2 separate regions of the Homo sapiens genome follow, and region 2 is linked to region 1. Evidence: read pairs that join two places in POLR2A ChIA-PET (ENCODE). Cell type or tissue: Panc1. All regions are shown on one strand. Links, peaks and the distances in the headings refer to the core of each region. The heading gives the core; the rest is flanking DNA.

Region 1 (2,911 bases), core at 190-2,689:
GGAAAGGAAGACCAAATGTATACTTCACAATATCACAACACTGTTATGAATGGAATGGCTGTGCCTCCCCAAATTCCTATCCCTAATTCCCAGTGGGATGGTATCTGGAGGTGGGGTCTTTGGGAGGTGATTAGGGTTAGAAGAGGTCATAGGTGGGAGCATGACCTGATTAGTGCCCTTATAAGAAGACGGAGAGACATCAGAGCTTCTCTCTCTCTCCACCATGTGAGGAAGCAGCAGGAAGGTGGCTGTCTGCAAGTCAGGAAGAGAGCCCTCACCAGGAACCCCACCGGCCAGCACCTTGATCTTGGGTTCACAGCCTCTGAACTGTGAAAAATATATGTCTGTTTTCAAGCCACACAGTGTGTGGAACTGTTATGGCAGCTCCAGCTAAGACAGAAAACATGATGAAAATACTACTCCTGGGGAATCTGCCCACTCAGATGTGAAAGGCTCATAAATAAACTCAGATTTGTTTCTAAACCTTGAACTCATAAGCAAGGAAATTTTAAAAAGATCAACTAAAACTTGTGAGGTGTCCCTGGTGATCCCAGCAAAGATGTCTTCCAACTTCAGAAGAGGAGGGCCTTTCAATCTCCTATTTACCAAACAGCAAATCACAACTGCACTCACATCACAGGAATGTCTCCGAGGAAATGCTCAAACACGAGCTACACTATGCCGCCTTAGCGGCATAGTCTTTTCCAAAGACTCGCTGGGATACATGTGTCCAGTTGTTAATACTGGTCTGCTAGAAGGTTTAGTGAGAAGAGACTTAAAAAAAAGCATATTTCGCCACAATTTTTTCAAAAAGAGAAAAGAAAAAAGTCATAACAACTTAATAAATCAAGCATTTCATTTGGCTTAAACGCAAAATTCTCACAAAACCTCTCCTAAGAACAGCCAGAATAGGGCAGGCCTTGCTTTTTCACAAGAGCAGGCTGGCTTCTGAGTCTCCGATCACCACTTATGGATTGCATCAGCCCATCTGTGCCACCTCCCTCCTATCTCTTTTGAGAATTTCATCTTTCATTCAAAACCACCCAAGTTAAAGTCTGATTTCTTCCATGACACTCACACCAACAGCTCCCTACTTACATAGAGCTGGAGGCTAAATTGTGATCATCTCTCCACAAGTTGGGTAATACAGGCCCCTACTTCAGGAGTTCAGACCCCTGGCTCTCAGGGAGATGAATGGAAGAAAATCGTTCCTCCTATAGCTCATAGCCCACTGCTGAGCACAAAAGAAATTCAAAATCAGAGAGCCAGGTAGGTAAACAAATACTACTTGCTAAGCATGGTGCTAGATGTTTTCACATCTCTCAGAGTCAGTCTAAAAGGAGGGTATTAATACCGCCTTCCTTGATAGCTAAGGACTGAAGCTTCAATAATATGTAGCGAAAATGGTGAGAGTCCAGGGCTCTTCTCATTCCCTGGGCTTTACTCAGTTCTTGTGGAAGCTGATTAAATTTGTTGAAATCTGGTAAAAGTGGATGGGGAATGGGGTTGATACTACCACCCTTTGAAACTTTCAGATTAAGGGTACGTTATATTTAACCAGAATTATTTCAACTGTAAGCCTTCTTTCAGGAATAATACATAAACTTTATGGGAGGCCGAGGCAAGAAGACTGCTTCACAGTGAGACTATCTCTACAAAAAATAAAATTAAATTAGCTGAGGCTGGGCGTGGTGGCTCCTGCCTGTAATACTAGCATTCTGGGAGGCCAAGGCGGGTGAATCACTTGAGCCCAGGAGTTTGACCCCAGCCTGGGCAACATGGCTGTTTCTCTACAAAAAATTAAAAAGCCTGATGTGGTGGCATGCCTGTAGTCCCCCAGCTACTCAGGAGGCTGACGTGAGGAATGCTTGAGCCCAGGAGGCAGAGGTTGCAGTGAAACAAGATTGCGCCACTATAATCCAGCTTGGGTGACAGAGCCAGACCCTGTCTCATAAATAAATAAATAAGTTGGGTGTGGTGGTGCACACCGGTAGTTCTAGTTACTCGAGAGACTGAAGTGGGAGAATTGCTTGAACCTGCGAGTTCGAGGCTACAGTGAGCTATGATCACGCTACTACACTCCAGCCTGGGAGACAGAGTGAGACTCTCAAAAAAAAAAAATTCCTGTCACAGTAATTTTTATAATTCACTCTAAAATTGTTCTCATGGCCTTTTCTGATTATAAAAACACTTCATTTTTAAAAACTTTTTAACTTTTTTAAGACAGAGTCTTGCTCTGTCACCCAGGTTGGAGTGCAGTGGTGTGATCTTGGCTCACTACAACTTCAGCCTCCGGGGTTCAAGTGATTCTCATGCTGCAGCCTCCTGAGTGGCTGGATTACAGACATGTACCACCACGCCTGGATAATTTTTGTATTTTTAGTAGAGATGGGGTTCTGCTGTGTTGGCCAGGCTAGTCTCAAACTCCTGGCCTCATGTGATCTGCCCACCTCAGCCTCCCAAAGTGGTGGGATTACAGGAGTGAGCCAGCAGGCTTGGCGAATAATACATGTTTTGGCCACAGTTAAAAATAAAAATAATTTAGAAAGTGAATGTTTTCATAAACATATATAAAAATAAGAAAAATAGAACAACTGAGGTAGCTCAGTGGATGTACTTACACCACGTACTAGTTTTTTACACATTTCTGTGTACATATATATATATATATATATATATATATATATATATATATATGCCTGTTTTCCCTTCTAAACAGAAACAGGATATATATTTTGCTACTTACCTCACTTTTTCACTTGATGCGTCAGGGACTTCTTTCCATGTCAACATAGAGAGTTCTCTCTCAGCTTTTCTAACCGCTGGACAATATTCTATCACATGGTCAGTATTCCAGTTTAGTCAACCAACCCCTACCAGTGAATAATTAGGTTGTTTCCTTTTTGTTTTT
Region 2 (2,911 bases), core at 17-2,516, 64 kb before region 1:
TGAGGAGTGACCCCGGGGGCACACAGGCTCCACACTGCCACCCAGCTTCCAAGGCTGAGTCTCCTCCCTAACGGGGAAGTGACGGGGTTTTGTCTCTATCATCTCAGGCGTCAACCACATGCACACACACACTGTCACGTTCTGTGGCGCTAACAGCATCCTGATCCTGACGGACTTCACCGGGGCTCTCCAGGCATCTCTTCTGACAAACACTGCAGGAGGTGAGGGTGTCTGACGTGCACTGAGGGCAGAGGCCCCCTTATTCCTGAGGCGGCTACAGCTCACCGTGGGGAAGATCAACTGTGGTGATGTTTTTGGGACAGTTTCTTGGCAAAGGTGGCCGCGCTGTCAGTACCAAGTAGCTGGAGGTGGTGATCAGATGATCTGTCTTTCCTTTTTTTTTCGGTCTAGTTCTGTCAGTTGCTGAGAGAGGGGTATTATTGCCATGGCTGGGCGTTTGATCTGTCTCCCTTTAGTTTTGCCGGATTTTGCTTCCTGCACTTTGAAGCTCCTTTACGTCCCTGCACATTTGATTGTTGTGTCTTCCTGAGGAATTGACCCTTTTATTGTCACACGTACCCCCTCAGCCTGTGGTGGAGGGTCTCTGGGAGAGAGACTTCCGGTTCTGACAGCGGAATCCCTTCGGAGTGACGAGGGCGGGGTCACAGCTCGCGCACCCTCATCTGGAGAGAGGCAAGAACAGGGCAGCTTGGACCTTTTGTGGGTGGGTGGCTCACACGGTTATGGAGGGCTTCTAAGAAAAACAAAATACAAAACTAAAACTAGAAGGGCTATGCAGGTGAGGTGGGCTGAGGCTTCCTTGTGAATCTGACATTGGTGGAGGCCGACTGAAGGCTCCCGGTCCTGGTCCCACTCCGTGTTGACTTCAGAGAAGCAAAGATGCAGCTCAGAAGTAGCATTAGGATCTTCGTCCCGTTCTCTTTTGCGTAGCTTCAAAAAGGCGTAACAGTGACCTGGGAGGGGAGATGAAGAGCTAGGCCTTTCAGAAAGTGACCAATGGAAGGTGCCGGCAGAGCACCCTGCAGTAACAGAAGGTGAAAGCCGGAGCCTGGTGGCTGTTGCTGCAAACAACCACCCAAAACTTAGTGGCTTAAAATCACCACAGTCTAGCTCATGAATCTGTAACTTGGGCAGAGCTCGGTGGAGACGGTTTGCCCCTGTGGCTCGACTGGAGTGTTCGTTCACACGGCTGCCAAGTGGAATTTGGCTGGGAATCTCAGGCCTTGGTTCCTGCCCACGTGAGACTCTCCATGGAGGAGGGGCATCTTCTTAGGAAGGCAGCTGCCATACCGTGAGGAAACCCGACAAACAGGGCAGCCAGAGCCAGACAGCAGGCTCCTGGTCCCAGTCCCGGAAAATGCAAAGGGACAAGTATGTGTTGATTTCAGAGAAGCTCAGATGTAGCATTAGGACCTTCATCCATACCCTTCTCTTTTGCATGGCTTCTAAAGGGCATGACAGTGACCTGGGAGGTAACTGTGCCAGAATAAAGAGGGGAGACGAAAAAAAGAGGGTCACTTTCAGAAAGGGACCTGGGCTTCCTCACAATATGGCGGTTGCCCTCCTAAGGTGGACATCGGGAGGGTCAGATGGAAGCTCTGTGGCCTTTCCTAACTCGGCCTCACGTCACAGAGCGTCACCTTTCCTGCACTCCACGGCGGCAGTGACAAGGACCCCACCCCAGGTTCACGGGGAGGGGACGTGGCAGGGAATGTGAGACAACACAATATTGCTGTGGCCATTCATGAACAGTCAGTCAGCCCCACTCGGCGTTCACTGTGGGGATTTGGCTGGTGCACCTGCGAGGTGGCCTGACCTGTTTTCCGATTTCCTTCATCTTCTGCAAAAGGTTAACCGCTGGAGTGATGCGAGATTAAACAGAGGTGATAAAAATAGAATGCCTGGCTCATGCTGAGGGTGGGAGCCCACTGGGGTTATGACCAAAGCCTCGGCGCTCTCTGTACCCGTGTCCTTTGACCCTCAGCTGTGATGTGTGTCCCAAAAAAGCGTTTTGAAGTGGGAAGGAGCAAACCACTAAAAAAAACTCCTTTTATCCGCAGCGTTTACCAACTTGCAGATGTCAGTGAAATTTTTTAAGACAGCTGTTAGAAGGACTGTTTTGAAATGCAACTTTGAGGAAGAGAAATTGGTTTCCCTCCTCTCCCCCGTGTTAGCCCCAGGTTCTGTCTGTGCTGTGGTGAAGAGTGACTTGGGACAGTCACCAGGAAAGACGCAAGGCAGAGGAGAGAGAATGAGGGCTGCCTTCTCGAGGAAGGTCACAGCTCACGAATCTTTCTAAACTTAAGTGCTGCAGAAGTTGAACTGAGATTAAATTTAGAGATGATGGTTTCCAAGACACACAGGGCCACGGTTCTTTCAGTTTTTAAACACGTGCAAAGTCCACTGAATTGCTTTCTCGTCTCATCTGTCAGAAGCCCCTGCATTCACAAGGATGGGTCTTCCAGCTTGACGATGACCTCTCTTCGGAGAGCCTCACCCATCTTGGTAAGCCAAGTCAGCGGGGCCTCATGGAGCTAAAAATAGTTTCAGGTCATGACAGATGTTATCTGTATTGCTGTGTGTGCGATGAGTCTGGGGAAGCTAACACATGCCTTCTGAAGTGGCTAGAATACACACTCCCACGTCACAGCCATGCTATGATGAAGGGGTGAGAAGCAGTGTCCCCTCTGAGGCAAATCTCTCTTCAGGCAGCCCCGCAGTCCTCTTCCGAAATCTCATTCTTTTCCCTCTCTTCCTCCCCAAAAAGCCCAAACTCATTGTCAGAGTGGGGAGAGGGGAGAAGCAGCATCCTGACTCCTGTCCATGGTGTGAACCCTGAGGGCACGGGACAGTGAGTGGAGCTCTGCCACCACCCGTTTCCAGAGCATGG

What was found. ChIA-PET counts read pairs that join two places held together with the same protein. Peaks named below come from ENCODE experiments on the same cell type or tissue, not always from the same donor. Only the 100,000 strongest peaks of a DNase experiment are listed, where the experiment ranks them.
Region 2: POLR2A ChIA-PET joins it to region 1 with 8 read pairs; 6 of 35 experiments call an interaction of 5 or more read pairs at or near these places.

Annotation. Positions count from the first base shown.
Region 1 is chr7:2,777,397-2,780,307 of GRCh38, forward strand. All of the region lies in intron 2 of GNA12 (G protein subunit alpha 12), which reads right to left. Among named protein-coding and RNA genes, the nearest start is that of GNA12, 65 kb to the right of the region's middle. In Panc1, for the core only: no CTCF peak of the experiment used is centred there; no DNase peak of the experiment used is centred there; H3K27ac peaks cover 844 bases.
Region 2 is chr7:2,713,521-2,716,431 of GRCh38, forward strand. It overlaps AMZ1 (archaelysin family metallopeptidase 1), which reads left to right. Exons shown (of 7, transcript NM_001384743.1): 7 at 1-2,911. Among named protein-coding and RNA genes, the nearest start is that of AMZ1, 27 kb to the left of the region's middle. RefSeq lists an enhancer at 2,057-2,106. In Panc1, for the core only: a CTCF peak has its summit at 51; no DNase peak of the experiment used is centred there.